Regions from separate parts of the Homo sapiens genome. Here region 1 is linked to region 2. A link is a loop called in an ENCODE intact Hi-C map of the cell type or tissue named here. Cell type or tissue: PC-9. All regions are shown on one strand. Each heading gives the region's core, and the rest is flanking DNA. Links, peaks and the distances in the headings are about the cores only. Region 1 has its middle 59 kb from the start of NEK2-DT. Region 2 has its middle 12 kb from the start of ATF3.

What was found. Hi-C counts contacts between places; a loop is a spot of excess contacts. Peaks named below come from ENCODE experiments on the same cell type or tissue, not always from the same donor. Only the 100,000 strongest peaks of a DNase experiment are listed, where the experiment ranks them.
Region 1: it touches region 2 in a loop (6-fold over the local background); 1 of 110 quality-filtered maps calls a loop at or near these places.

The regions. Positions count from the first base shown.
Region 1 is chr1:211,726,871-211,743,189 of GRCh38, forward strand. No RefSeq gene overlaps it. Among named protein-coding and RNA genes, the nearest start is that of NEK2-DT, 59 kb to the left of the region's middle. RefSeq lists an enhancer at 8,457-8,956. In PC-9, for the core only: no CTCF peak of the experiment used is centred there; DNase peaks (open chromatin) are centred at 8,681, 9,101 and 12,201; H3K4me3 peaks cover 377 bases; H3K27ac peaks cover 2,475 bases.
Region 2 is chr1:212,588,557-212,604,875 of GRCh38, forward strand. It overlaps a transcript of ATF3 not described here. Among named protein-coding and RNA genes, the nearest start is that of ATF3, 12 kb to the right of the region's middle. RefSeq lists enhancers at 7,327-8,526, 7,688-8,167, 7,791-8,085. In PC-9, for the core only: CTCF peaks have their summits at 7,492 and 7,691; DNase peaks (open chromatin) are centred at 5,315, 7,335 and 7,845; H3K4me3 peaks cover 323 bases; H3K27ac peaks cover 2,146 bases; H3K27me3 peaks cover 778 bases.

The sequences.
Region 1 (16,319 bases), core at 5,634-13,633, 860 kb before region 2:
CATGCAAAACCATTCAACAGCCAGGGAACGTGGCTGAGAATTACTAGTAGTTTTGTGTTGCTGGAACTAAGGATGAACTTGGGTGAGTGACAAGAAATAAACCTAGAGAAGAATGAATGTGGAGGGCCATACATGCTAAACAATAGAGTGTGAATGTTATCCTGAAAGCTATAGAGAATCTTTCAAAAATGTTATATCAGATATTTGTATGATCAGGTTATATTATTTGTGGAAAAATCCTTTTGCCCATAGATCTATTCTCTTGCTTTCTTCCTTCAGTTAATGGTATCCTCCATCCCTGCAACGTCATGAACTAGAAACTGGGGGAATCTTGGGGCAATTTCCCTCTGCCAAGTCCTTTTTGGGGCCCCTCTCAAGGAGCCATTCCTTTCTATTCTGTGACGCTGCCTGTGTCTGTTCAGGCCTCTGCCTGTTCTTGCCAGGACTACTATGGTGGGCCCCCCTAACTTGTACCAAGGCATCTGCTCTTTCAGGGAATTTCCTGTTCCCCAACCTAGCCTGGGGCAGACTGGTTCTCTCTGCTTTGGTAGCTAATACGGTTGGATGTTTGTCCCTTCCAAATCTCATGTTGAAATGTAATCTCCAGTGTTGGAGGTGGGGTCTGGTGGGAGGTGTTAGGGTCATGGGGGTGGATCCCTCATGAATGTCTTAGTGCCCACCTCGCAGTAATGAGTCTCATTCTATTAGTTCACAAGAGAGCTGGTTGTTTAAAGAGACTGGCACCTTCTCCCTTCTCTCTCTTGCCCTCTGTCACCATGCGATGTGCCTGCTCCCGCTTCGCCTTCTGCCATGATTGTAGGCTCCCTGAGTCCTCACCAGAAGTAGATGCTGGCGCCACACTTCCTGTACAGCCTTCAGAACCATGAGCCAAAATAAACTCTTTTCTTTATAAATTACCCAGTCTCAGGTATTTCTTTTTAGCAATGCAAACAGACTAACACAGTAGTCCATATCCCTCTCCTAGCAGTTATCACCCTGCCTCATAACCATTTACCGTCTGGCTCTGCACCGTGTGCTGTGTGTGCATATGCTCTAAGGATGCTCTGTTTTCACTGCTCAGCCCAGCTGCAGGGATAGCACCCAGTGCACTATAGATATTGCATACACGAATAAACCAACCCCAGCCCTTTAATAAGATTGGCAAATGAAAGCACCCTATAGCTTTAAAAAAAAAAATAAGAAAGAAAAAAGTTCTAAGGCCTTAGTGAACCACTCTGAAACAAAGGTTTTTCCTCATCAACTTCCAAGCTTCCAATGCTCATGTTCTTTTTTTTTTTTTTTTTTTTTTTGAGATGGAGTCTTGTTCTGTCAGCCAGGCTGGAGTGCAGTGGCATGATCTCGGCTCACTGCAACCTCCACCTCCTGGATTCAAGTGATTCTCCTGCCTCAGCCTCCCAAGTAGCTGGGATTACAGGCATGTGCCACCACACCCAGCTAATTTTTGTATTTTTAGTAGAAACGGAGTTTCACCATGTTGGCCAGGGTGGTCTCGAACTCCTAACCTCAAGCGATCCCCCTGCCTCAGCCTCCCAAAGTGCTGGCTTACAGGTGTGAGCCACTGGGCCAGGCTCATGTTCTTTTTCTCTATCCTTCTCTCTCCCCTATGTAACTCTCTACCTTGTCCGACTATGCATGATATAGAACTGAAATCTGCAGTGTGTGTGGATGTATGTGTGTGAGTACATGCAATGCTTTATTTACCTGTTTTAATTTGAAAATGTGAATAGTCATGTAGTTTTTCTGAATTGTGTGGTGAGTTTGAGTTTTAATTTTCATATTACAATAGCCCTTGGTGGTTTTAATTTTCATATTACAGTAGCCCTTATAGTAGGAATACACGTTTTGTATTCCTAACATAGCTGTATAAAAAACACTCCTTAAGCTATGCACAGGCGTGCGCGCGCACACACACACACACACACACACACTCATAGTCACTCACTCTATCCTTGTTGTCCATGTTACAGGTATTGATGTAAAGTCCTTTAAGTATTTTTGTAAGAAAACGTTTCTAAGTTGAATCCTCTGAACTGAATATCGTGCCATAGAAAAGATATTCTCAAAAGCATCTCTTTGCAGCTCATGGGACTGAAAACATCCATGGGCTCAGCACAAATGCACCTAACACATTCCACTCCTTTTTCAGAGGTAACCATACGGAAATAAATGATAGGAATAATGCCGAATATATTTCAGTTATTTAAAAGCAAGTTATTTACATACTTAAGTACTTTGAGTACACAGAACAGCACCTTGACTTCACTTCTATTTGTTTATTCTGTTGATTTTAAAAAAATTCTGTCTGCTTTTTATGTAATGGGACTTTTATTATCAGAGTTGAATTCAGTATCTATTGCTTTGTAACAGATTACCCCAACATTTAGTGGTTTCAAACCACACGCGTGTATGATCTCCCAGTTTCTGTGTGTTGGGAATCCGGGCATGGCTTCGCTGGGAGACTTACCCAGCTGCAGTCAAGGTTCAACTGGGCACTGATCCGCTTCTAAGCAGTTGGTGGCAGGATTCAGTTTCTTACAGGCTGCTGGACCAAGGGCTTCAGTTCCTGGTCGGCTGTTGGCGGAGGCCACCCTCAGTTCCTGGCCATGTGGGCCTCTCTAACATGGCAGCTCACTTCATCAAAGCCAGCAAGAGAGAGAGCCTGCATTACAACCTCTTGTGACCTAATCACAGATGTGATATTTCATCAACTTTGCTATATTCTACTTGTCAGAAGCAAGTTACCAGATTCAACTCACACTCAAGGGAAGGGAATTACACAAGGATATTAGTATTGAGATATGGGGGGTCATTGGGGAAAATTTTAGAAGTTGGTCTTCTACAAGATGAAGCCATTAAAAAAAGAGACTATTTGAATATGTCACCTTTGCTCTTTTATATTGAATGAGAGCTCCATCAATACTTTTTTGTTAACCCCCTGATTAAAACACACTGGTTTACTTAAATACTTTATTCTCAAATATTAAATGGAAAACAAAACATGATTTCTTTATTTTTTATTTTTTTTTTAGATAGGGTCTCTTGCTCTGTCACCCAGGCTGGAGTGCAGTGGCACAACCATAGCTCACTGCAACCCTGACCTACTGGGCTCAAGCAATCCTCCTGCCTCAGCCTCTTGAGTAGCTGGGACTACAGGTGTGTGCCACCATGCTCAGCTTGATTTCTAACATTGCCCGGCTTGATTTCTTTTTTTTACTGATCTCTTCATTACCAACATGAGCTAACATTTATTTTTGCAATGCGATGATAATTCAGACTGCTGTGGTTGCCAGTGACAGAAGACAAATGTGAACCTGTTTAAGCAAAAGAGGGAAAAGGGGAAATACGTTGGCTCAAGTAACCAAGGCATGGGAAGGGCCTTAGGGACAGCTGCAACTAAGATCCCCAGGTCCATCAGGCCTCCCTCTGCAAGCCCTGTGTCTGCTCTTCTCTCTGAAGGCCTTGTCCTCGTGGCCACCAGCAGCTTGATCTCCCAGCTTTGCCATTAGGATGGAACTGAGACTCACACTGTCAGGCCCTGATGTCTAAATTGCCAATTGGCTCTGTTTTCCTCAACTTGAATCACACACCCATCTCTGGACAAGTTGAATGCAGTCAAAGGTGTCAAGGGTTGGGCCCCAGGGAGCCCCTGTGCCAGGAAGAGGGCCCTACTAGAGCATGGTGGCCGCCATGGAGCCACGTGATTGGAAAAGGCCAAAGCTGATCTGCCAGAAGAAGAGAGAGGAGAGCTGGACAGGCAAGATAGCAGCTCTTTCCTGCCCTCAGTGTCTGTCTTCCTTGCACATAACATACATACAAGGTGTATGTACGTGTGTAAAACTTGGGTGAGGGCTGGGCACTGTGGTTCACACCTATAGTCCCAGCTACTTGGGAGGCTGAGGCAGGAGGATCACTGGAGCCCAGGAGGTTGAGGCTGCAGTAGGCTATGATAGTGCCACTGTACTCCAGCCTGGGCGACAGAGAGAGACTCCATCTCACAAAACAAACAAACAACAACAACAACAAAAAACAAAAAACTTGGGTGGGGAAACAGTCCTGGAAGAGGAATTTAAATCTGGGATCTATTCCCACCAACTAACTATATAACCATAGGCCAGTTAACTTCTCTTCTCTAGACCCTGGCTTTCCAACTTATATAAAGGCAATAATAGTACTTGTCTTTCTTGCTCCAGTGGGCCACTGCAAAGATAGAGTGGGTTGAATAGTGTCCCCCTAAAATTCATGTTTACACCTCAAAGTGTGACCTTATTTGGAAATAGGTTACTTGCAGATAAAATTAATTTCGGATCCTAAGAGGGAATCATCCTTGTTTTAGGGTGGGCCCTGAATCCAATGACTGGTGTCCTTAGAAGAAAAGGAGAGAGCACAGAAAGACTCAGAGAAAGGGGTGATGTGCAGATGGAGGCAGAGATTGGAGTGATGTGTGACAAGCTGGGGAAAGCCAAGGATTGCTGGCAGGCACCAGAAGCCAGGAGAGGCCTGGATGGTTTCTCCTCGACAGCCCTCAGAAGGGTCCAACCTTGCTGACACCTTGATTTTGGACTTCAGGTCTCCTGACCTGTGAAAGAAAAAGAGTGTTGTCTGAAGCCACCAGGTTTGTGGTAATTCATCACAGCAGCCCTAGGAGAGAGATTAATACCTAAGATAGAATGAAAAGTGTGAAAAATGCAGTGTCATGGGATCAAGGATGTTATTACAGCAAGCACAGTGATTACATAGGCTCTATGAAACTCACAGTTACTGTGCCTGATTCAGAGCACAGATCTGTGCCTATCTGTTGCCACACCTTAATCCAGTCAGCAGCCATCTTTCATTTGTGCAGGAGTGACCTGCAGCTTGGAAGTCAATGTTCAATGAGAGGCAGATGTGAAATGGCCTCAGTACCAGCTCAAGATTCTGTTTACTGAGTGTTTGCTACATGCCAGCCATTGTTCTAGGCACCCCATGAGCACACTGTGTGCTTGGTGCTCTTCTGCAGACAGGGGAAAAGGCACAACAATTAGTACATGGTTGAACTAAGATTTGAATCCAAGTGGTCAGGCTCCAGAACTTGTGCACTGACCGCCTCGCTATGCTGCTTCAAGGCAGAGGAATCATCCCTTCCTGATTCATTGGGCACAATACAGCTACCGCCAGAGCCCTGGGCTGCCAGCTGGTCCTTCCTCCTCCCTCTGTCTCTTTCCCCATTACCTAAGGGGAGAACAGGCTCTGAACTCCCACGTTCTCTAACCCAAGTCCTGCTCAGGCCAACCCCTGCCTTTCTTCCTCTCACTGGATGTCTAGCCCAGTAGCAAAATATCTTTTACATAGGGAAATTAGCTGGTTAGAAATACGAGCCAGCTATAATCCAGCTCAGGTGCTTAATGTCAGGTGGGACAGAATGAGGGCCTGGAGGAGCTCTGGATGGGCCCCAGGCTGGGTGGTAGATCCTGTTACTCACGGGGAGGCTGGGTTCCTGCAGCATCTGCAGAGCAGGGCTGCAGGGGGTGCCTTCTCAGTTTCTAAGCCCTGAGATTCCACATTTCTCAGATCCCCTTTTACAACTCTCACAACCAGAAACATCAGCTGCCTCTCAGCCTATACTCCCACCTCTGTGGACCCTGTCTGCACACCCAGCCTCTCTTGCCACAACCCAGTTCTGTCTGAATCCTGCAGAGGTTCCCAAGTGCCCACCAACCTTCAGGGACCTCATCCAGTTTAATTGCTTCTCAATTTCTCTCTCCAATTCTGACACACCCCTGAGCTTGATTCATGTATTCATGAATACATGTCCTTAGATATTTAGCAAGTGTGTGAAACCTAACATGGTCATAATTGTCCTGCCCTAGTCATCCCCATCTCAGCAAATGGCAACACAATCCATCCAGCTGTTTCAGCTCAAAACCCCGGAGTCATCTTAATTCCTCTCTTTCACTTTCTACATTTAATTCATCAGCAAATCAAGCTTAACTCTTCCTCCAGAATAGACCTGAATCTGTCTCCAGTGCCACAACCTTGATGGAGGCTATGCCGTCTCAAGCCTGGATAGTGCAGTCACCTCCCAACGGGACCCCCACTTCCAGTCTGGTCACTTTGGCTCATTCCCCACACAGCAGCCGGGTATCTGTGAACACCATAGATCAGTTTCGTTGTTCCACTGAAAACTTTCCAGTGACTTTCATGGAACTAAGAATCAAAGCCACAGTCCTCATGTGGCCCTCAGGGGCCTTCTCTCTGCCTCCTCTTTTATTTTTATTTTTTAAATTCTTTTGAGATGGAGTCTCACTCTGTTGCCCAGGCTGGAGTGCAGTGGCGCCATCTCGGCTCACTGCAACCTCTGCCTCCCAGGTTCAGGCGATCCTCCTGCCTCAGCCTCCTAAGTAGCTGGGATTACAGACATGCACCATCACGCCCAGCTAATTTTTGTGTACATATATATATATATTTTTGTTTGTTGGTTTCTTTTAGTAGAGATGGGGTTTCACCGTGTTGGCCAGGCTGGTCTCAAACTCCTGGCCTCAGGTGATCTGCCCGCCTTGGCCTCCCAAAGTGCTGGGATTACAGGCATGAGCCACTGTGCCCGACTCTCTGCCTCCTCTTGTGTGATGCTTTCCTCTTCCAGTTGCTCCACCGTCCAGCTGGGCTCTCAATCTGCCCCAGCCATGCCCACCATAGCTTTCCCACCCCAGGGCTGGTGCCCCTGCTGTCCCCATCCCCTGGAATTCTCTGCAAAGGTCCTCACGTGGCTGCCTGCTTCTTGTCATTGGGTCTTAGCTCAATTGTCACCTCCCCAAAGAGCCTCCTGGATCACCAGCCCCCTTCCAATCATACTCTAATCTATCCCCACTTGATCTTCTTTATTGCACTTATAAATAAAATTACTGTCCTTCCTCATTATTTGGGGTAGCTATGCTTTATAAAGTCACCATGAACACTGAGCTAGTGAGTACTGAACTATCGGGTAAATGGAGGTTAGGTTTTTGCAAGCCACTGGCAACAACATTTCCATCCATCAAGCAATATATAACCTTGTTTTATGTGTGTTTCTGCTTAAAGACACCTTAGTTAATACAGTTGACCCTTGAACAATGAGGGAGTTAGGGGTACTAACCCCCACTGTGCATGTCAAAATCCATGTAGAATTTTTGACTCCCCAAAACTTAAATTACTAATAGCCCACTGTTAGTTGGAAGCCTTACTGATAACATAAACAGTTGATTAACACTCGTTTTATATATGTATTATATATACTGTATTCTTATTACAGTAAAGTAAGCTAGAGGAAAGAAAATGTTATTAAGAAAATCATAAGGAAGAGAAAACATATTTACTATTCATTAAGTAGAAGTGATCATCATAAAACGCTTCATCCTTGTCTTCACCTTGAGTAAGCTGAGGAGGAGGAAGAAGAGGGGTTGGTCTTGCTGCCTCAGTGGTGGCAGAGGTGGAAGAGGTGGAGGTGTTGGAAGGGGCGGCAGGAGAGGCAGGCACACTTGGTGTAACTTTTATTGAAAAAAGTTTGCATATAAATGGACCTATGCTGTTTAAACTCGTGTTGCTCAAGAGTCAACTGTGTATACTGCTGATTCATTTGTAGTGAACTCACGGCCAACAGCACTAACTCACACCTGAACGAAGCTTATCTAACATACGTATTTTCTCTGTCGGGCCTGTCACTGCTTCCTTGCACTCAGAAACACGAGACAGCACTTCAGCACTAAGCTTGGGGGCCTTTTTAAATAGTGAACTCACCAAATAAAAACACAACAATGCAAAAAAACTGCAGCATCAAACAGACCGTGAAAAGGATGATTGTTTATGATATGAGAGCAGAAACAAGAAGGTCTCGAGCAACTCAAAATTACTGCTTCTCTGCACTTCCGCGAATGACTCCGAAAGTCTGTGAGTATTGATTTTGGTGTTTCAAGTAAGTTTCATTGAGTGGGCAAATTTGCAAATATGGAATCTGTGAAGAAGGAGAGTCAACCGTATTTTATTCAGTTGTTTTCCATCTCTCCTGAGTAGAATACACGCTCCAGGAGACCTTGTCTGTTTTGCTCCCTACCGTATGCCCAGCACCTGGCACAGTGCCTAGCATGCAGTAAGTACTCAGTACATATTGACTGAAAGGAAGTGGAGAAGGAAGAATAAAATAATAAAGTCCAGGCTCCTTTTCACTCCCGATGATTGGTGATGCCTGTGCAGGAAGCTCCTGCTCCCAGAGAGACCAGAGGGCCACTGCCCACCTTGTCCCTTCACACAATTATATACCATTTCAAACCACCACCATGGTTCTTTGGCTCCTTCCAGGCAACCTACGTCTTCCTTCCTTTCTTTGTCTCTCTACTGCCCATCTATACGAGCCTGCATGTGCCAGGGAGTCAGTGGCCCCATGCTTGGGAAAGACTGCCCGCCCTTGCTTTACGCTTTCTCAGCTTTCCCTCCTTCCCTCTAGGTGCTTCTTGCGTGGTGCAGGAACAAACGTGCCACCTCCTTCATCTGGCCAGCTCCCCAATCCCGGGCTGTCTGGTCCCCTGCTGTCTGGCTCCTCCCTTCAGGTTCCTGCCAGTCCTCCCAAGACTTCTTGACATTTTCTTCTTCCTTTCCTGGGACTCAAATTCCACTCCATCCCCTCCCCTTTTCTTTGTTCTGACCCATAATAACCTTAATACAACCACCACCACCATAATGGTAAGGACTAATGTACTCCTGCCTAGGAAGAGGGTGAGTATTTATTTTGTGCACTAACTCTCAGATGTTCCAGAAAATGTTTCCAGATCTTGTCTCTGCCTCCCGGTCCACATTAGGCCTGATGAAAGGATGTGTGCTGTGGAATCAAGGTAGAAAGCTTTTCCCCCCAGTCATTACCCCCCGCATCTCTGCAGCGCTTGACCATCTAGCACGCCCCTGTGTAGAACCATTCGCATCTAGCGTGACCCTCCTGGGAACCCGGGAGGCAGACAGGGCAGGCATAATAACCTCCTTTGTCAGATGAGTCACGAGATGAGTCACAAGAGGCGACAGAAAATCAAGGAGTTTGCCCAAGGCCACGGAGCTCCGAAGAGCTGGATCTGCGCATTCCTGGCTCTGAACCAGGATCAAGTGCCCCTGCAGGCCTGAGACAACCCACAATCGGCCTGTTTGAGTGTCCAGTTTAGACTCCAGACCAATGGGAGTTTGCCAAGATAATAAGTTCCACATAACAAAGCCCACTGTGTGTGCCACGGGAGAGCGTAGGAGAAGGCACAACAGCAGCAAACGGTGGTTATTAAATGTTATGTTTACATAAAACTCCATTGGTTAGAAAATTCCATTCTCAGGTGCGATTTCATTTGATCTCATGGCAGCTGATTATTGTCTCAAGATGTGGAAACTGAGGAAATGTGACCCATCTGGCTAGAAAGGAGCTGAGCTGGGGTATTTCCCTAAGATTCCTGTTTCCTATGCCTGGATCCTTCCCCCTCGAAGACTGATTAATAACTATGATCAGCTTGCTTCTCTGCTCGAAGATTCAGGGGTTCTGGCCTGGGTAGTTTGCCAGCCCATTTCTCAGAACAATGTGGGAGGCAACAAGGGCCTAGAAAGTGGTTTCGAGGAAATGTGGCCAAGAAAGAGGGCCTTGGGGATGGAAGAACTTGGCAAGGAGATCTGAGCTGGCCTGCTGGATCCAGAGCAGTGTCAGGCAGGCAGCCAGGTGGAGCCTGGATGCGAGCTGCTGCCCGGGCGACTGAGGATGGAGGCAGCACGAGTCTCCAGCATCCTTCTGCCAGCAGTGAAATGTGCTCTGAACCTTTCCCTGAGCTTTGTGCCTCCCTCTCTAGGCAGCCCCTAGGGATTAACCCCTGCCCCAAAGCCCTTCAGCATCGCCACAGCTAATCTCTGTGATGCCATCTGCACATGTCAACATGTGACTGTAATGGTGGCAGAGCTTGTGTCCCATCTCTAGGCCCCTTTCCAGTCTACCCAGTAGACACATTCTGCAAACACTAGCTGACTGATCCCACCCCTTTGTCCTGCTTTCTTGTGCAACCTGGTTGTGGTTCCATGGTGTGACTGCACAGTGGGTGGGAAAGGGGGCAGCTCAAATAATGGACAACTGCAGTCAGTGAGGAAAGGAAGGGCACGTGAATTCACAGAGCACCACAAATGTTATTTTGTTCACAGACCTTGCAGACCCCACCCCATGCTGCACTGGGAGGCTGGTTCCTCGGGAAGTCTGGTGGCCCCTGTGCAGATGTCTTAGGCGCCCCTGGCCATGTTCCCTTGGCTCAGTGTTCAGCTGCCCTGTGGCAGGTGGCTCCTGCTCCGTGGGACTCACGCTTACCCCAGGCAGCATCTTTCCCACACCTAGGGCCTTTCAGCTTCAGGCCTTGAGGCTTCTCTGGTGCCATGGGAGCCTTTTCCACCCACTGCAGGGGCAGCCCTTAACCACCGGGGGATGGTCGGTGGATGCCTGGTCTCCTGGCCTTCAGGGCACAGTTCTGGGATGCCTTGGCGGGCTGAGCTTCCACACCCTACAGTTTGCTACTCACATCTCCTCCTCTCTAAGAACATCTTGTGCAGTGCCTTGGCAGGAGGGACAACAAGGGGACATGGACCACCCCCAGGGGCCTGGCTCCTTCCCATTCCTCATTTCCTCCTTCGTGGTTCTCATGACAGGGCAGCCTTCATGAGGTGCCTGCGTTTTACTGCTCTTCTGTTGCCGACTTGAAATTCGTAATGCTCTTTGAACAGGGAGTCGCATTTTCATTTTGTACTGGGTCACACAGACAACGTAGCTGGTCCTGCCTGGTAGTTTGCTGCTTGGGGAGAGGCCTCTGTAAGTGATGAGAGCAAAATGAGACCTGTCCTCTGGCCAAGCTGAGCTCATTGTTTCTTCCCTCCTCTGAGCACAACAGAAACCCAGGCACAGTGGGAGCTTTTATCAGGGTCCCTGTGACAACGGCGCATGGAAGTTGGGGGCTGGGGGGAGACAGGCCTTAGGGGCCAGGGGGAGACAGGCCTTAGGGGCCAGCTGGTCCATCCCCCAACCAGAGTGGGTTTTCCCACCCAGCACCCTGGCACAGGCTCACCCAGCCTCTTTGTGAATTCTTCTAGTGACAAGAAAGGGCCTTTTTTTATTTTATTTTATTTTTTTATCGTGGACTCGAATTGTCATTGCCCCTCACTCTGGTGAAGTGTTACAAGGTTCTCCAAACCCTTCCATGAGGATTATCTCACTGGATTCTCACCACCCTCTCCTTGTGCAGCAGACATTTTCTAAAGAGTGGAAATTAAGGAAATTCCGGTAATTTTCAGATTAGCAGCCCTTGCACCTCCCACTCAGCCTTTTCCCTTCCTTCAACCAGCGATGGAAATCTCACCTAGGAAGCCTTTCAGCCTGTCAAAAAAGAAAAAATGCCTCCTAATTCCTTGTACTAAATTATTCCCTCCCCGCTCCACCCTGGGCTGTAGGTAATGTAATGTCTTTTTTCAGATGTCCTTCACTTTGAATAACAGTCAGAAAATGGCATGAGGTAGGCAGCCTTTTCATAGGCTTGTTAAATGTATTAGACCCCGGTGGAAAGATGGGAGAATAAAGGAGGATCACAGAGCCTCCCTCTCCTAGTGATGACGGTAGAGCACACACCTTTTAAAGTGCCAGTCAAGGAAAGAAACAGAGGCTTCTAAAAGGCTGTGGCTTTTACGCCACCCCCACCTGGAGGAAATACGCCCACCAAGAACATCCTGAGCACTTCACCAATACCTGTCAGTTAGGAAAGCGACTGCCAGAGGGGATGGGCAGGGACGGTACCCAGAGTGGAGGTCCCCACCAGCTTTAGCTTATGTCTTCCAGTGGGCTGCAGGGTTGAGGGGAAAAGCTGGAGCCCATGCCAGGAGCAACCCAGGCAGAGGAAGCCTCACCATGAGGCCCCCCTGGGGTACACTGGCAGACAGACACACACACTGAGCCTTGAGATGTCTGAGGCTGAGGCTGTGGCAGGAGCCCCTGGAAGGAGACACATGTGTCCACTCCCACAGGCCCAGTGCTCCTCCTGCTAATGCAGCTTACAGCAAACCCTCAGATCTTTACTTTCACTTGCTTCTTGTCTGTGGTTTGCAGATTCCTAGTACCTATGCTCTGCCCACCCATGCCTGCCCCTCCTCTCCTCCCACTCTCCCCTAACAGTAAATACCTTTCAAATGAGAAACCCTCTGAGCACCCCTGCTTGCTGGCACCCTCTGTGCTAGAATCTCCTGCTGCAGTCAGACAGGTACCTGGGCGGGGGGTGAAGGGGAGCTGGAGCTGGGCTGGTGAGGTAACCCTGCTGTCCTTCCTCTCCAAGGCCTAATAAAGAGGAAGACAGAGTCTGAGGCAATGCTTCCTGTGACACCAGGTTTCTGCATCCCTCAGACATCGCTCCAATGACAATTTCAATTATTATTCCTGATCGGACATGGCACAGATTCTGAAGGCTGGCTTTCAGTAATCAGCTGTTCCATTTCTCTGCCTCCAAGAAGAAATGCTTTATTAATTCCACATTCATTAACTCATTCATTCCCTTGCTTTTTCTAGCCATCCTTTGGGAAAACAAGGACGGGTCTTCTTTATAATAAGCTAGCCCAGAACCACTCTGAATATCGTAATGCCTGAGCAGCCATCTCCATATCCATGAGTTGCTGTTTATGCCAAGCTTCCCACCAGATGATGGTTTGAAGTATTTCCAAATCTTCTCTAAGAGAACTGTTCCATAACCTCATCATGGCCCTGAAGCCTCTCTCTCTTGGAATTCCCAATTTCTGGTGTTACTCTGAAGTTCCGTGAATGGTGGGCTGGACAGCTTGTTGGATATTTGTCTGGGGAATCAAAGGCTCTTAGGGCCAGATGGGGCTTTGAAACATCACCTGCTTCTCATCTCCTCACCCCCACCCCCAGCAGGGCAGAGTTTCGAATACACACCTGCTAATCCAGCTTTGCCTCGTTTCTTTGTGCTCTACCATGATAACCTCAATAGCCATAAGCAATATCTTATTCTAATCTGCCCACTTCCTTCTGATACCCACTAAGAACTGAGCACCCAGAACTTACCACTGGAAGGTAAAGTGTCAATTCTCAAGATATAAACTTCTGAGACTTCTGCAACTAGAAAGGAGAAAGGTTTTCAAAATTACTTTCAATTTCCTGAAGCATTAGGACACTTTCAATGTAGTTTTATATTTAGAATCATATGAATTATACAGAGAACCGTGGGCTGGTGGACAGCTTCCAAATACTAGAAATTATATTTCCCTCCATTTTGATAATTAGTTCAAGGTCTTCACCACAAGTGACATCATGTCTCAGAAGCAAAAATAGGTCCCTATTAAGCCTATGTAATGTCTTGTCTAGTAGATCTGATTTCCTCTTTATGCCCCCGTCTCCTCACCTTCCTAATTGGCGCTCCAACCTCAAAGCTTTTTCTCACTGCTGTCTGGAGCCTTAGATATATTAAATATAGTCTGACTGTGTGGGGTTAGGGACTTGGCTATGCTGATTGCATGTGTCTAACTTAAAAACCAAGAGACCTAGGGCATGATAACAGCTCATTGCAGCCTCAATTCTCTCAGGCTCCAGTGATCCTCCTACTTCAGCTTCTCGAGTAGCTGGGACCACAGGTACACACCACCATGCCTGGCTAATTTTTTTTTTTTTTTAAGTAGACACGGGGTTTCACCATGTTGGCCAGGCTGATCTCCTGTCAGCCTGGTGTCAAACTCCTGGGCTCAAGTGATCCTCCTGCCTTGGCCTCCCAAAGTGCTGGGGTTATAGGCATGAGCCACTGCATTGGGTATGCATGGAACACATCACTTGCAGTTTAGGCACATCTCAATATGAGAATAACTTACATCCTCTGTTAAACCCAGTTGGGGTGAGATAAACACAGCCTCCTTACTGCACATTCAGTACAATGTGCCAGTGTCTTATGTGCTTCCTGTATATAATCTCACTTAATACTGAAAAGAAGTCTTGGCCAGGCATGGTGGCTCACGCCTGTAATCCTAGCACTTTGTGAGGCCAAGGTGGGCGGATCATGAGGTCAGGAGTTCAAGACCAGCCTGGCCAACATGGTGAAACCCCGTCTCTAATAAAAATACAAAAATTAGCCAGGTGTGGTGGTGCACACCTGAAGTCCCAGCTACTCAGGAGGCTGAGGCAGGAGAATCACTGAACCGGGACCCGGGAGGCAGAGGTTGCAGTGAGCCGAGATCACGCGGCTGCACTCTGGGCTGCAGAGTGAGACTCCGTCTCAGAAAAAAAAAAAAAAAGAAGTCTTTGAGCGTTTCCCATTTAACACATAAGGAGAGTGAGGTTGAGAGGATAAGAAACTTGCCAAAGGGCCAAGGTCGAATTGAAGTCCCCGGTTCTGCTGCTCCTGGGCTCCTACTTGGACAAGCCCTTAACACTTGATGGCGCCATGACAGAGGGATATTCGGGCACTAGTGGCCATCGTGGCCTAGAATTTATTACCTACTCTAGTTCCACACTAGAATTCAGAAAAGAAAGAAACTATTATGAGATTGAAATCTGTATCCCCTTTGGTCTAACATAAAAATGTTCTTTTTATCTTCTACTATATAGGGCAAAATTTTTAAAATGCACTTCACTTCCACATCCAAAAAAAAAAAATAATTAATTTCAGGGCTTTTTTCATGGTTAATTGTATCTCTGCAGCAGCTGAGAGGAACATTAATAAAAATTATCTTTTGGGGTTTTGGGATTATTAAAATTGAGGATAAGGATGTTATGGAAGCTTTAGCTTCTAGATCCATCGCCCTTTTAACAAATATACTTGTTCCTTTAGATTTCACTCTTATTTACGAAATACATAAATCTGAACCAAAGCAATATGCTGTTTTGGGGAAAATATATGAATGCAAATAAAAGAAAGCTGATTCTAGTCCCCACAATTCTACTAAGTAGCCATTTGATGCTACCAGCAATGCACCAAAATTGTATCAGAGTGAAATCTGCCATCCCAAAACAAGGTGACTACTTGCTCTGAAATTCTAAGAGCCAATCAGTCATGCATCAATCGGTGCCAAAAATAATATAATGTCCAAACAAAACCTCCATTCTTTTAGCTAGGTGTCCATTTGATTAATGTGACTTATACGAATGAGGGATGGATCAACAAATCTAATCCTCTTAAGGTATTTGGGAACTCGAAATATTTCTAACTAATGGAAATTATGGGCAAGCCTGCCAAAGGGCAAGAACTCTTTTAGACCCATCTAGTGTTCTTTATTCAAATAGCTTAGGAATTTTTTTTTTTTAACTGTGGTAGCTGATCTTCAAAGACAGCTCCCAATGAAGCATGCCTCTCAGTATTTGATAGTATTCTACCCATTTATAGACCTTCCCACATTGAATCTGGACTGGCTCTGTGACATGTTAACTAAAGGAATATAGCACCAAAAGTGACTCTGTGCCAGTCTTGGACCTATGCCATTAAGAAGTCCTGGTACCTTCTACTTCTGTGAGCCCTGAGCTGCCATTGCTGCCACTGTCCCACACTAAATATATCAGAATTCAATACAGCCAACGCAGGCCCAAATGCACCATTTCTAATGCCATCCTTTGTCCTTACTGAAACAAGCATAAATCAGAGAAACACAAAAAGCCTGATTGTGGGCTAAGATGCCTTGATTGAAAGAAGCTTCTGTGTCATCAATATTTTGAATTGTCCCTTTGTCACCCTGGAGGGGCATCCCTACTGGCTGAGGTATGCCTTTCCTCAGTAAAATGGGCAGTTATCTGAAATGGGAGGTGGGATCTTTTACAGGTGAGTTCCCAGGGAAGACACTCTGGGTCAGAGTTCTCATGGAAGTTGATTTCTTCCTTGGAAGTGTTTGTGTATCAAGGATATATGTACCTGTTTGTGGACAGCAGGCTCTGGTCTTCCTTTTGTCTTCCAGCACTCCTGGCTTCCTCTTCCTAGCACTCCAAGCTCTTCTGATCTCTCCACTTCTAGGTACCTATTTGCTTTTCCCTCAACTGTCCATCAGCTGGCCCTGATAGTGTGCACTGCTAAGAAACTGAAGGTAAGACCCTTTTCAGGGAGATTTTCCCATCAAAAATGCAACAAGGAAATAAAGATGCAACCACTGATATTTTAAGGGAAGTATCCCAGTGCCAGGTTTTTTCAATGACACCACACAGACAGCTGCTACAATCAAAGAATGGCTGAGTGTTCTCTTGCCTCGGTAAGTCAACAGTGAGAACTTTACCATCTCCATCTCTAGTGCTCCCACACCCAAAAGGCAAAAAGTATTCCAAAGTG
Region 2 (16,319 bases), core at 3,453-11,452:
ACTTTTTATCAAAGTAATACATGTACAGAGTTTAAAAACTCTAACAATACTATAAGGCTTATAATGAAAAAACAACAACCACAACAACAAAAAAACAGTCTCCCAGCTCATGCAACCCCACACCTGATTCCCACTCCCTGAAGGCAATTGCTTTCAATTCTTTTCACTGTATCTTCTCCATATTTATAAATCATGTGTGTATACTGCTCATTTCCTGATTTTTTCCATTTGGACATTATCTATTTCTTTCTTATTTTGGACATTTCGAATTTTGCTTTCTTCCTCCACCATCCACATAATCACTCCTTCAAATGCTCAAAATGATGCCATATTTTAGTCGCCTTCATACTTGGCAATAACTTCCTTTTCAAAAATATAAGTAATACATGTATATAGCTTTTTTGTGTGAATATGAAGACATATTTATATTTTTAAATAAAATTATTCTTCTAATCTGAAGCCATCTAAAATATAGCATCGCTTTGAACATTTGAACCCAGGTCATGAGAGAGAGTCTGTTTTTCTGCTTTCACTAGGCACATTCTCCTTGAAGTGGCCATGAGTGGTGACTGTGGCCGGGTGGAGAAATGTGATCCTAGCACACTCGGCATCACAGCACTCCCGGGTTGACACAGTCATAATAATGCAAACCTTGTCTATTAGCTCTCCACTCTTAAAATCAACCTACCCACAAAGCAAGGAAGACATGAGAATGGAAACAGAGCTCATTGTAAATGTTTTCATTCTTGATGCAAAATTAAAGGTACAAATAGCAGATAATGGGAGCAAGGGAGAGACAGAAGGGAACTGTGCTGATATCCTCAGCTAATGTACTAGGGAGTCAAAAGTTACTTTCTAGATGGAGGAAGAAATAGAAGGTTAAGTATATCATATAAGTGTACAGAGGGAACCCATAGAAGAACTAAATTATAAATAAAAAAGTTGGGGGAAAGGAATAAGAGATTATGTTCAATTTTATAGAGGTGAGTCCAAAGAGCACCTGTAATCCCAGCCATTTGGGAGGCTGAGGCAGGAGAATCGCTTGACCCCAGGAAGGTGGAGGTGGCAGTGAGCCAAGATTGCACCACTGCACTCCAGCTTGCACAACAAGAGTGAGACACCGTCTCAAAAAAAAAAAGAAAGAAAAAGAAGAAGAAAAAAAGAATGTCTTAAATTGACCAAGAAACTGTTTTTAAAAAGTCACATAAGCTAATTGATCGGTCCTGATCACTGACTCTTGGTCAACTTTTTTTTTTTTTTTTTAAGGAAAAAACAAAACTTCAGTTTAACGTTTCTGCAATGCAAGCTTGTGATTTATGATTACTCTCTAAGTGGATATCAGGATTGTTATGAAGACTTAAGGCCCAGTATTTTTTAATAGAATACTCATCTAGGATGTAACAGTGAAGCTGAGTAAACTATAACTGTTAAACTTAAGTTCCAGCTTTTCTCAAGTTAGTTATAGGATGTACTTAAGCAGTAAGTGTATTTAGGTAAAAGCAGTTGAATTATGTTAAATGTTGCCCTTTGCCATGTTACATTGAACACTGTTTGGTTGCATGTTGAAAGACATGCTTTTATTTTTTTGTAAAACAATATAGGAACTGTGTCTACAATTAAAAGTGAAACATTTTGGCATGTTTGTTAATTCTAGTTTCATTTAATAATCTGTAAGGCACGTAAGTTTAAGCTTTTTTTTTTTTAAGTTAATGGGAAAAATTTGAGACACAATACCAATACTTAGGATTTTGGTCTTGGTGTTTGTATGAAATTCTGAGGCCCTGATTTAAATCTTTCATTGTATTGTGATTTCCTTTTAGGTATATTGCGCTAAGTGAAACTTGTCAAATAAATCCTTTTAAAAACTGCAAAAAAAAAATGTCACATAAGCATACTTTTTGGAGTTAGGAAGTTCACCATCCAAATAATTTTTAAAAGAGGTCGTTAAAGGTAGTAGTCTCTGGTTGGTGGCATGTGTGTGGGGTGAGCCCTGCTAGTTTTCAGTATAAACACTTCCTTATAATCTGATTTCTTTTATCTCGTGCATATATTACTTCAATTTTTAAAACGTAACAGGTGGAAATACTCAAAAATTGAATTCAGTGTGAACACAGAGCCATAAATGCGGATACTCATTTTGCAACGGCCATCTGTATTATTGTGCCATCAGAAATTGCACATTTCCCAGGCACCACTTTGAATGGTAATATAAGCTTAATGGGTCTCCTGTTGAAAGACTTACCGAGTTAGCGTTGGATATGGGCAGCATTAGGGAAGCAGGATAATGTACTTTCATGGCTCTTACTATAAGGTAAGGGCGCCAACCACTTAGATGAGGAGGAAAGACCTCACAGAAGTGAAAAATATTCCTTTATCATGTGCCTGGTTTCTTGTGCATCTTTGCAAAGAACATGGCTCTTGGTAGCCTCTCAGTTTGTTGAAAGAATACAATTCATAGCAATACACACAAGACCGTCCACCATCTGATCCCAACTTTTTCAGCCGCCTCTTCCCCTGTATCCTGTACCAGGGACATGTGGCTGCTCTCCCTTTCTGGAGAGATACATACTCCTTTATGCTTCCATATCTTTGCATATTCTGATCCTCTACTTGGAATGCTTTTCCCCACCTTCTTAAGGGCATGTGTTAAGACCCATCTTCCTAACGGAGCCTCCTGCACCGCAGTCTCCCCAGGCTCCTTAGACAGAGAGGTCCTCTCCTGACTGTTCTTGCCAGCCTGTGACATTCTGTTCCTCAACTATATTCAACAACTGCCACCAGGCTCCTCTTGCAAGGGAGAAAATCTAAAGTGATATCTTGGCTTATGTCTGTGGGAAAAATATAATCCAGAAGCTCAGGAAACCAGTTGAGAAGGTCATTGAGATGTTCTGGCAAGAGCAGAGGTCAGGATGTAGTTTTGAAAATGTAAGTGCTCTTTAGACACTCGATGGCCAAGGATTGGCCATGGGGAATGCTCTCCATCCCCCCCGCCCCAGTCCATTGTGTGCACTCTTCCAATCAGCTGGGCTCAGCTACGTTTGTGGGCAGATTTGCACTGTATTCATTTATCCTTGATAGTAAGGCATTCTGCAGTCATTTTTAAACTTTTTAATCATGGGAATTTGCAAACGTACACATATAAATCCTCATATACCTGAAATCCAGCTTTAACGATTATCAATACTTTGCCAATCTTATCTCATCTCCCCTTCCGCACACTTTTCTTTTATGGGGTGGTAGGGTAGGATGGGCATTTTTTAAATTTTTATTTATTTATTTATTTTTTGAGAAAGGGTTTCATTCTGCTGCCCAGGGTGGAGTGCAATGGAGCGATCTCGGATCACTGCAACCTCCGCCGGGTGGGAGTATTTTAAAGCAAATCATAGGCATCGCAGAGTATGTTTCTAACAGATAAGGACTTCTTTTAAAATTGCGGTACAAAGTACATAACATAAAATGTTCTATTTTAACCATTTGCAAGTGTACAATTCAGTGGCATTAAGTACCTTCACACTGTGTGCAACCATCACCACCATCTGTCTCCAGAACATTTGCATCATAAACTGAAACTCTGTACCCATTAAACAATAACTCCTCATTTCTCCCTCAACCTAGCCCCTAGTAACCACTATTCTACTTTCTGTCTCTGAATTTGACCATTCCAGACACTTCATCTAAGTGAAATCATACAGCATTTTTAAAAATCTGGTTTATTTCACTCATGTTTTCAACGTTCATCTAAGTATTTTATTCCTTTTAAAGACTGATAAGGGCTTTTAAGATAATAATCACAACATATCTAAAAAATTTAATAATAATTTTCTAATATCATCGAATTAGCTAATCTATGTTCACGTTTCCAAAAGTATGTCTTTAAATGTCATTTTACAGTTAGACAGAATCAGGATCCTAACAAGGTCCACACATTATATTTGGTTGATATGTCTCTTAAGTCTATTTTAACCTACCATATTCTTTCTCCTTATTTTTCATGCTATTTATTTGTTGAAGAAATGAGTTAATTTGTCCTGTAGAATTTCCCTCATTCTGGATTTGGCTGATTACATCCTCAGCATTGTTTAACCATTTCCTCTATCCTCTGAATTTCACAAAAACAAATGGTCAGATCTAGGGGCCGGATTGCATTCAGGTTCAACTACTTTGGTGGGCTGTGTGCTTTCTATTACATCACAGCAAGAGGCCCTTGTATCTGATGGTCTCACTTCTTGAGATAGTAAAACAGATCTGTGGGTTTGGGTGCTGCCAGCCCGATACATCCATTGATAACATGGCATTTAAAGATAAGTGTTCTTGGTAAGAGTGGCAATTCCTCAGGGTTCTAGAACTAGAAATACCATTTGACCCAGCCATCCCATTACTGGGTATATACCCAAAGGAATATAAATCATGCTGCTATAAAGACACATGCACATGTATGTTTATTGTGGCACTATTCACAATAGCAAAGACTTGGAACCAACCCAAATGTCCAACAGTGATAGACTGGATTAAGAAAATGTGGCCCATATACACCATGGAATACTATGCAGCCATAAAAAAATGAAGAGTTCATGTCCTTTGTAGGGACATGGATGAAACTGCAAACCATCATTCTCAGCAAACTATCACAAGGATGAAAAACCAAACACCGCATGTTCTCACTCATAGGTGGGAATTGAACAGTGAGAACACATGGACACAGGAAGGGGAACATCACACACCGGAGACTGTTGTGGGGTGGGGGGAGGGGGTAGGGATAGCATTAGGAGATATACCTAATGCTAAATGACGAGTTAATGGGTGCAGCACATCAACATGGTACATGTATACATATGTAGCAAAACTGCACATTGTGCACATGTACCCTAAAACTTAAAGTATAAAAAAAAAAAGTGTTCTTGGGTGTGGTGGCTCATACCTGTAACCATAGCACTTTGAGAGGCTGAAGTGGGAGGGTGGCTTGAGCCCAGGCATTCAAGACCAGCCTGGGCACCAAAGTGAGATCATCTGTACTAAAAAAAAGAAAATTAAAAAATTAGCCAGGCATGGTGGCATGTGCCTGTAGTCCCAGCTATTTGGGAGGCTGAGGCTAGAGGATCACTTGAGCCCAGGGGATCAAGGCTGCAGTGAGCTATGATTGCCCTAATGCACTCCAGCCTGGATGATAGAGAGAGACCCTGTCTCTTTAAAAAAAAAAAAAAAAAAAAAAAAAGTGTTCTTAAGACTTTGTAAATGATTGTAAGCATACCTATGTGTCTGTGTCTCTATTTATATCAGTCACCATTCTTAGCCCTAGGGCTGTCTTTATTTTTCTGTAGATCTTTAAAACTCCCCAAAGTCCCTGTTCAATCTGTGATGTTGAGTAGCCACTCCTGGAATTCTTGAGCTCTCAGATTTCATGTAAGATAGCACCCTATTTCCAATTAGTCCTTGAGTTGCCTGCACATGGGTGCTCACTCAGAGTCACACACATCCACCTGGAAGGAATCATCACCCACCTGCCTTGGTAGCCTGTTCCAATGTCTAAGCACTCCCAGAGCATAAGTCTTCCCTCTGTCTGGTCTAGCCCTCCCTGTGAAGTTAAATTCTGTTTCCTCCAGTTCGGGGCTCGGTGGAGCTGACGAGCAGCTGGCCAGCAGCCCCTGCAGATGAGGCCTGGGGAAATGATGCATGAGGCTAAGACACATTCCAGGTAGTCTACATGCTTCATGAATTTAATGGAAGACTGGCAAGGACTAGAATATGTTTTATTGCAACTTTCTAGCTGGGATTCATTATTTTTCTTTTAAAATTAAATACAAATAACTTATTTCTAAAAAGTAAATATTCAGAGACTATGAATGAAACAAACAAACAAAAAAGAAAACAAAAAACCTAACAATTTTCCAGAGTTGGCATTGTGCTTATTTTGTGCCTTTATAGATGAACAGAGTCCTACTGGTGTCAGATTTAAAAAGTCACTCTACCTCTTAAACATTTTGCCTTATTAGGGTGGAAGGGTCAAAGAGCAAGGAGGGAGAAGACAGAGCAGAGACACAGGGCAGAAGAGTCTCAGATGAGGGTGGCAGGGGTACAAGAGAGCCTGGGTCTATAGACAGAAACAGAGCATGTTGCTGAAACTGCCCAGACTCTTTATTTCAATCTCCAGTCTGTAAAATGGAGATGAAGCGCCCCGCCTGATCCCTTTTTAGGGTTGTGGGAGATGCAGAGGAGCTAATGGGTGTGAATGTGCTTTGTGGGCTGAAGCTACTGGGCCCCTTACAGGCCTACAGGTCAGGGGAAAGAAGAGAGTGTTGCCAGCACCTGTGAGCAGAATTAACCCATTGGCTGATTGCCTGGCCACCTGGACTTAGCATGTATTGAACTGAATACATGTGCAGGGGCTCACAGCCATTCCGATTCTAAAGACTGGTTAAGTTTCACAACAAAAACTGAGGATAATTGCAGGGTTGTCAATTATTGTTTTGCCATCTACTATTACAGTTATATTTATTTAAAAAGTAAAAGGATATTTTAATAATATCTCAACCACTGAGGATGGTAAGATGAGCAAAATAGGATACCCACTCCCAAGGAGTTCATAAAACTGTAGGGAAACACATGTATAAAAATATGTATATAAAGACCAAATAGATGTGTAGCCCCTAGGACTCTTTGGCTCGTTAGAAAAAACAGTACAAAATGGCTTAACAAAAAGTGGAGATTTGCCGGTTCATATAGCTGAAAACTCTGCAGAAAGTGTGGCTGCCACCCAGCTTGATATAGAGCCTCTTGGCTCTAACCTTTTTCTCCAGTTGCCCATGGCAACCTCAGCAGCCCCAGGCTACAGCCCCCTGCCTTCAAGTCCAGCTAGTGAGCTGCCTCCAGCAGCCCCAGCCCGGTGCTCCCGCAGCTCAGTGGCTCTACATGGATCCTGAGCCCCTTCCTGGACCAACCACAGTGGTCCCTGGCCTGGTTTGCTCTGACTGGTCACCCAATGCACAGGGACCGGAAATGTGCGGGGAGTGGCTTTCTCGGACGAAAACTGGGAAACCATTACTCGAATTGGGATGGATAGATGCTGAATGGCCAAGAAACAAAAATATCCTCTAAGAACTATGGGAACACAGAAAAGGTGCGTCCACGGCTAGCCTCATAAGCCGGATGACCTGTTCAGTCCCACCCTTAACAAGTTTCACATTGGCTTAATGCTCTGCTGTCACTGACTCAACATTCTTAATAATTTCTGAACAAGGGGCTCCACATTTGCGTTTGGTAATAGGCCCCACTAATTACATGGCTAGTCCTAGAGGTGACTAACATTATATTACCTACACAAGGAAGTGACTTTGAAACTGGATTTTGAAAGATATAATGAAACAGCAGTTTTGTAAATGGAAAGGTTTGGGTGGCAGGAGGAGGAGGAAATTCCATCATAGGCAAGAATGTTAGACGTGAGAGGCTTGATGAGAAAATGAAACCACTAGCGCCTCAAGTGGTTGGGGCTTAAAGTGACTGTGGGGTGTGGCCCCAGTGGAGTGGGAACAAAATATTCCTTCGATGAATTAATATTCCTTCAATGAATTAATAAACACAAGTGAAGTGAAATTTAACATGAGAAAAAATAGTTTATATTTTTTAAACCTCCATGATTCCAAATGGCCGTTACAAGATAACTCCTATTTTCCACCTCACTTTTCTACTGCACACTAAGGCTAACTTTCCCCTGTGTAACATAAGTGCCTACTGATCTTTATCACTAGCGTGTTAGCAAGGTTAGCATTCCACTTCTGTGATTTCACCATCCAAATATTTATGAATCAGAGAGATGTTTCTAAGAACATGTTTTCCAATTGTTTACTTTATAACAATAATAGTGTGCTTTAATTACAAAGATGACGTTTTACAACCTAAATAGAACAAGCCTCAGTTGTGTGGGAGTTCATTGCTTTGGTGATAAAAGAGAAACACAGACAGTGACTCAGGTGGAACATTCGTTTCATTTTCACTTTGTGTTTCCTTTGGTTCTACATGTCAGGACATGTAACAGAGCCAAGGCAGAAGAGTGCTGTGGGGGGTGTGAAAGTTAAAGCTAAGGCTCTATATGCCAGAAAGAAAGGACAATGTCCCCTCTCACCCACTGGCTCCCCTTTCAAGGCCAATGCCAAGGGGGAAAAAGAAGGTGGCTTCCCTCTGGCACATGAATGGTGAGCTAGTTAACAGTCAGTGTTTTGTTCCCAAATTCTTTAAAGGAATGCTGAAGAGATAACACTGGTTCTTCTGAATTGAGAATCTCTTTGAATTCCCACTGCTGTCTTATTTCCATTTAAATTAAGCTTAAGAGGAGAAATTAATGTTGGGGTATCTGCTAAGTGCCCAGTGTGGAGCCTCTTTCTGTCTTGTTCATTCTTGGATGTCCAGCTCTTGAACAATGCCAGGCATACAGTAGGCACTCAATACATACACGAGGAATGAGTGTATGAATTTATTCCTCACAGCACTTTTATGTGAGGAAGATGCGGGGGCAATCTTCAGATAAGAAAATAGACATTAAGTGTTGGAAATTGAGAGAAAGAGGTGGTTTGTCCAGCAAGGCATGTCCAACACAGACAGAGACAATATGGGGCCTCCTCGGTGACTCACTTTTATGTGACTAGGTATGTGTCTCTTCTGTAGAAACTTGGTCAATAGGGAATGACGACAAGAAAAAAGGGGCCCTTAGAAAATAATATCACCATCATGATCATCATCTTCATCATCGACTGTAGACACAGCGCTTATAATCACAAAATTGAAGAACTGTAAGGAATTTCAGAATTTATAATAATAGAAGCTCCCATTTACTAATGTGTTGTTATATTCTGGGTACTGAGTTACATCTATTTATCTATCTATCTATCTATCTATCTATCTATCATCTATCTCTCTATCTAGCTAGCTATCCATCCATTCATCTATCTAGCAATCATCTATCTTTTCACCCCCTGCCCCATATCAACCCTGCAAGGTGGGTCGTATTAGCTTTATGTTCAATGTTCCAGGCCAGTAAGTGGCAGAGGTTGAGACTCTTGCTGCCTTCTGGAGCCCTTCCCTTAGCACAGCCTCCTTGACTAACACAGGAGGAATTTGACCCTCAGAGAGGGACCTCAGGTTTCTCAGCTAGTGCAGAACCAGAACTTGAACCTTGGCCCGAGTGTTGTTTCCACTTACCACAGTGTTCTCAGTGTAGATGAGTACACTTTGGATTTCTTTCCGTTTCGCTTATATAAGTCACTATGAGGTTTAGCAGGACAAAAACTGAGCTTATTGAAGATTAATTCATCATTCCATCTCCTACCTTAGAAACAATTTTATTCTTTCCTGGATTCCATCTCAGCCCCTGGCACATGGTAGGCATTCAAGGAGTGCTTGATACATAATTAAGCCAGGATTTGATTTGGATGGAATCTCAGTCTTAGGTACCCCTTAATGGCAGGACTGGAAAAAAGTAGGCAAATACACTCTTCGAAAGACACACAGTAATATTAGTTTTTGCCTTCATGAAAGTTTATACTTTCATCTTTTAAGAATTAACACATCCGCACTATAGAACAATGGGATAATTCAGAAATATATAAGTAGAAGAGAAAAAAAGTTACCCACCCATACTTCCAACAACTAAATACTTTTAATATTTTATGGAAATTTCTTTATTTCCCTTATTCTACGTATTTTGTTGTTTATTTATAGCTTTTATTGAGTTATGATTGTTCTGTGTTGATATATATCTTACTTTTTAAAATTTATTTATTTTTAACTTTTATGGGTACATAGTAAGTGTGTATGTTTATGGGGTACATGAGATACTTTGATACAGGCATGCAAGATGGAATAATCACATCTTGGGAAATGGGGTATCCATCCCCTTAAGCATTTATCCTTTGTATCTCAATCCAATTATACTCTTCTAGTTATTTCTAAATGTACAAGCAAATTATTTTGACTACAGTCACCTTGCGGTGCTATCAATAGTAGGTCTTATTCATTCTAACTATTTTTTTGTAACCCATTAACCATCCTCACCTTCCCCCACCCCCATTACCCTTCCCAGCCTCTGGTAACCATCCTTCTACTCTTTGTGTCCATGGGTTCAATTGTTTTATTTGTAGATCCTGCAAATACGTGAGAACATATGATGTTTGTCTTTCTGTGCCTGGCTTATTTCACCTAACATAAAGACCTTCAGTTTCATCCATGTTGTTGCAAATGACAGTATCTCATTCTTTTTTATAACTGAATAGTACTCCACTGTGTATAAGTACCACATTTTCTCTATGCATTCATCTGTTGATGGACACTTAGGTTGCCTCCAAATCTTGGCTACTGTGAACAGAGCTGCAACAAACATGGGAGTGCAGATATCTCCTTGATATACTCATTTCCTTTCTTTTGGGTATATACTCAGCAGTAGGATTGCTGGATCATATGGTAGCTCTACTTTTGGTTTTTTGAGGAGCCTCCAAACTGTTTTCCATAATGGCTGTACTAATTTACATTCTCACCAACAGTGTACGAGGGTTAACTTTTCTGCACATCCTCACCAGCATTTGTTATTGTCTGTCTTTTGGATAAAACCATTTTAACTGGGGTGAGATGATATGTATCTTGCATTTAAAACCCACATTATCTCTACAGCATTCCCTAAGTTGTAATCTCTTTGTGAATATCTTTTAAAATAGTGGCATAGCACTGAAAAAAGACTTGTTTAAATAAGTGTCTAGTTTGTCAGTTCTCAACTATGTCAGGCTGAGGATCATTGGCTTTTCCTGGTTCTTGAGGGACCATTTCTGGTCTTCATTAATCACTTTATCAGAAAGCTAGCTGGAATAAATATTGTTATCCAAAGCCTGAGGGAAAGCATAAATTACAGCTGTGAACCAGTGAGGTAGATTTTCATGGTACTTGGTAATTATCCGTAAATTTCCAATAATCCACACTGACTCCTACATTATGCCTTAGGCCCCAACCTGGCTCTTCTTCCTCCCTCTCTCTCCTCTCTCCTCTGAGTCTTTCCATTACTTTGATATCCCCAACATGCTGATGGCTAGGGGCCATTCCCTTCTTTGACATCCCACTGCTAAGCATTTTGTCCCGAAATGCCCTTATTAGTCTTTTCCCACTTCTACTGCCTACAATACCCAATCAGTTCCTTCCCACCCCAATGCTATGCTCTATAACATCTGAGATAGGGGCATTCCTCCCCTCTCCATCTATCCTAACACCAAGCTTCTGCCAAAATCCAAAGATGTCTGCCTAGAAGTTTCCCAAAATCATCCCCTCCTGTTCTCCTTACCAGCCCTGCCTCAGGTGAGGCAACACTGCTGTACTCCCAAGACTGATCAGATGCCTGCTTAGGGTACCTGTAATGGGGAGGGCCCCCGAAAGTGAGGGAAGCTCAGTTTTAATAAAGCAATCCTGAATTTTGCAATGAAAAGATCCAGGGGAAAAAGGCTATTTTAATTTCAGTACACATAAGAGCATTGTGTTTTGTGAATAATTTTTATTTTGAGTGAACAACATACGAGAGTGGGGATACCACCATCTTCACAGTTCATCTGGCCTCCGATGGCCTCACCTGACCAGTGTTGCAGCCTCCTGATGGCCCTCCATGGGCATCTTCCTCTCCCATCCAGCCCACCCTCAGCCCTCTACCAGCAGTCTTCCTGAAAAACATCTGTTTGTGTCCATCTGCCACTGACAGACCCCCTCCCTTTGTCCCTGGGGACAGAGTCCAAACTGATTATTACATCTTCAAAGGCTATCACAGTCTGTTCTTCCCAGACTTGCTTCCCTAACGTCTCCTCCCTTCCACAAATACTCCTGCTCAGCAATTGCCTCACTGTTCTCCAAACACTGTGCATGTTCTCTCCATTCCGTATTTTCATCCACTGAATGCGTATTCACTGTGGGTCTGGCATGTGCCTGGAACTGTGCAAAGAGCTGGAAATAAGGACAGAGATGAGCAGGGCACAGCCCCTTCCTGGCACTCACAGCCTCTTCATATGACTTTCTCTATGCCTGGAATGCCTGTCCACTTCCCTTGCCTAGAAAACGGTCGGCTCAACATCCAGCTCGACAGTCACCTCAGCCATCAGCTCTTGCCAGCTTTCCTGGGCAGAGCCGTCCTGCCCCACTTTAGCCCTTGCTGCATCAGGCTGTAACTATTTGTTATCAAGTCTGTCTCCCCATGGGCTGTGAGCACCTGGAAGGCAGATATGCATCACTGTGTACCTGCAGCTTCTGACACGGTATCCAGCATATAGTTGGTGCTCGTTAAAATGTTGGAGGACTAAACATACATACATATATATATAGTATATATATAAAATACCTACTATATTGCTGGACTTCTGCTTCATGTATATTAATTTGCCACCTAAACAAGATTTTTAACTCTTCAGGTCAAGAAATGCTCTTATATTGTCCTTGTAACCCCAAGGTGTCTAAGTAGACTGCTGAGAGCAGTGTCCGGTAATAGGACACAATTTGATGCATTGATTGATAGGCATAAACTCACTGGAGTGACTCACTTTGCCCTCAGCCACTCTAGTTTCAAGTACAAGTTCATCATCTGATGATTCAAGTTCATCGTATTTTGGGAAAAGAATAAAAGTCCAAAAAGCCCTACTCAGTTTACTCAGTCAATAACAGGGCTTATGTTTGTGGTTAAAGCAAATTATGAAATAATTGCAAATTTGGCAGGGGGGAAAGTATCCCTGAGGGCACAGGGATCTGGAATTTATTAAGCATGTATCCTCTGGGACATCAGGAGTAAGAATTTTCTGGTAAGGTCAACTCTAGAAGCATCTGTGCATTCAGCAAGACTTTGGTAAAGCGAGGGTGCTCATTTTCAACAAGGTAGGGAAGGCTAAAGAAAAGTAAACACACATCATGCTCTCTAAGATTTTGAGGACAGTATCGCTTAATGTAAGTTTTGAAATAAGTTAGATTTGTGTTTAAATCAAGTACCTATGAGCAATTTTCTTAACCTTTCTGTGCTTTGGTTTCCTCATCTGTAAAACCGAGATAAAAAACCTACCTCACAGGTTATTATAAGGATGAAATAAGATACTGGGTATTTTTAAAAGTGCTTACTATTGTGCCTGGCATGTAGTATGTGCTCAGTAAATAGTAATTACTAAATAGGACCTGGCCACACATCAAGTTTTTTTAAATTTGTTTTAAAATCAGTCAGTAAGCCAGCCTGAGAGATGGAACTTTCCATGAGGGTCTAGACACTTTGGTGTCTCAGGTTTCCATATGACTTGGTAGCTTCAAGGGTAAGGCGTGAAGAGGGAAAAAAGCAATATTTATTGAATGTCACTTTTGAGGGTGAATTGTTTTTTAATTTTGGGGGGTATATAGTAGGTGTATATATTTATTGGGCATGTGAGATATTTTGATACAGGCATACAATGTATAATAAAGGTGTATTGTTCCTTAATCCCATGATTAAGGAAACAGATATAAATGAGGAAACAGACATTATCCTCATTTTACAGGAGAAACTGAGGTTATAAGACCTTCTTAAAACTAAATAAGCAGTGGCAGAAAGAGGATTTGAACTCAGTTCTATCTGACCACAGGTTCTTTCTGCCATCCCTGGCTTCTACCCTACACCATCCCCTTTTCAGCCCCAAGGATAGTATGCCTTGCCAGCCACTAGCTAAGGTGCCCCTAAAATGTTTTAGGGTGCTCTTCTTACAATCAGCTTTTTTCACCTTGGCCCTATTCTTAGCAAAAGCAGCATCTCCCCAGGTGGAGGGCAAAAAAGGGGTTCACGAGTCTCAATGGCTGCTAAGGTTCCTTTCGGTATGAGAATTTATGATTCTGACACGATGTAGAGCCACATTTTTCTCTGTAAGCTCAGTTTCCTCATCCATCAAAGGAGGGCCCTGAACTGCATCAGAGCATCCCAAGTTTCCCGTGAGCACTTGCCAGGAGGTGGTAGGTATCGTGGTTGCGCACTCAGACTTGGGAGTCAGACTGCCTGGGTTGAGTCCTGCTCTACTGCTCACTAGCTAGGTAACTTCTGGCAAGTTATTTACCCTGTCTGTGCCTCAGTTTCCTCATCTATAAAATGGAGATGTTTACGGTCCATCAAAGGGTGGTTACAATAATTAAAAGCATTAACTGTACGTAAAGGGCTTAGTACATAGCACGGAACACCCAGAATGCTACATAGTAACATTTTACACTTAGAAAGAAGGGAGGGAACTAATCCTCTCAAGGTCCCAGGAATAAAACTTTTGGCAGCCGATGCTAGACCCAGAATGTATTTGATATCTTCTCTCTTTCCTTAGAAATCCTTGCATGACTTACATTCAAATTCCACATATCTATATATGTTTAATACAACACAATATTTTAAGGATTTTTTATTTAAGGCAGACACTCAAGTAAGATCTCCTTTGTTTATCTCATGGCCCTGGTACACCTGTGTGTGCTCATGTCCAGTTTGAGAAAATGGAAGTGAATGACTTCTAGGGTCCTTTTGGCTATGGTGTCTTTTAGTTCTGAGAATCACCGCCAAACATCTACACCTGCTCAGGTGCAGACTGAAGTGACCAGCTACCTGGTAGCCACTCATGTCACCAAACTGGCATAGAGATGCTAGAGCTGCCCGAGCTACACTGAGAATTTTGCCTGAAGGCACAGGGAGAAGCACAGCCTGGCTGCTCTAATTCTGTATTACTAGCCCATGCTGCAGACTACATTTTCTGCTTCAAGGTAGATGAAGAGGAAATAAAGGAGGATGGGAAGCAGAGAGGGGCAGGGATTTAAAAAAAGGAAAAAGCGCCTGCAGGATTTTTTGTTTGGATGTTAGGAAACAAGGAAAATGCACAAGTAGTCACAATCTTTGGGGGTCCTTCCATCTTCCACCATATATATGCCGTGTGTAGCATTTGAAGGTAGACATCAAGACTCATTCTTTAACCCCATTTAAGCATCCTGAGCAATGATGGTATTTGATATCCTTTCTCTTATAAAAATATTTGAATTTGTATAGCATTCAAGCAAAATATTAGCAACACTCTAAATTCTAAAAGTAGGGAAATGATTAAGTAAATCATAGAACATCCATTGGCAAGTTATGGTAATAAGAATCAGGATAGTGGTTACCTCTGGGAAGCAAAGAGGTCTACTTCTTGAGTGGTGAGTTCCTAATGTGTTTGATTATTAAAATGTGTGTGTATATATATGTGTGTGTGTGTGTGTGTGTGTGTTCTATATAATCTTTTGTATATATGCTATACTTTATAATAAGACATATTTTTAAGAAGAAAGACCATATACCATTCGAGGTAATAAGCAAAAGAGCAAATTTCAAAGGTGCATGCAATCTAAAATCATAACTGTATTTTAAAATCATGTACATGAGAAAAAAGATTAGAGGGAAACACACTACAGTGTTAATAGTGTTGAGATTGTGGGTAATATTTTTCCCTTGTCTGTTTCCCAAATTTTCATAATGACAAAAAAATTATAGTAAAACTTTCCCCAAAGAAATCTTTAAAACTATGAATCTTTTATCTTCAAATCACTTTCACATCTACTATCTCATTTGATTCTTACAACAACCTAGGGGGAGTCAATGCTAAGTGGTTACGTTTTATAGACTGGGAAACTGAGACATCGTGTTTATGACTTGTATACTCACTCAGTTGACTGGAGGTAAACCTGTGGATGAATCCCCGGTCTCCTGAGTCCTGCTAATCTACTGACTTCCAGGACTTCATCTTGGATTCTGGGGTCTCTGGATTCAATCTCTCAAATGGGAATATCTGCTACCTGGGTTTTGGCCCTGTAGACCAAGGTAGATGTCTATGGTTGTTGATGATGGGCTACACACAAGAAGTCACCAGAGATGTAATCCATGCCTGGGGTGTTCTGCCACATCCCTCTCTCACAAGGCACCTAGTCCATGGGGGTGAAAATTCTTGGAAGTATTGGAGGTGGGAGAAGGACAGGCTGTGTTTAAGTTGGACAACATTTCTTAACTCTAGTTTTTGGAGGGGAAGAAAGGTTGCAGAAATGGGTCTGTCCTTGTTCTATTCAGTGCCTTACCTATGATGTCTTCTCTCTCCCCATCTCTCTTAGGGAAAGTTGCCAGAAGCTCATAGGGTGGCTTTGGCAGAGGGTCCCCATTCAGGACCGTCAGAGCTCAGCCCAAGGCTCCTCACTTCAGAAAAGTTGGGAGCCTTAGAAACGGGGAGTGCCTTGCTCAAGAATACCAAAGACAGAACCAGACCCCAAACCCAAATCCCCTGCTCCTAGCCCAGGATACTTGGCAGGGCCAT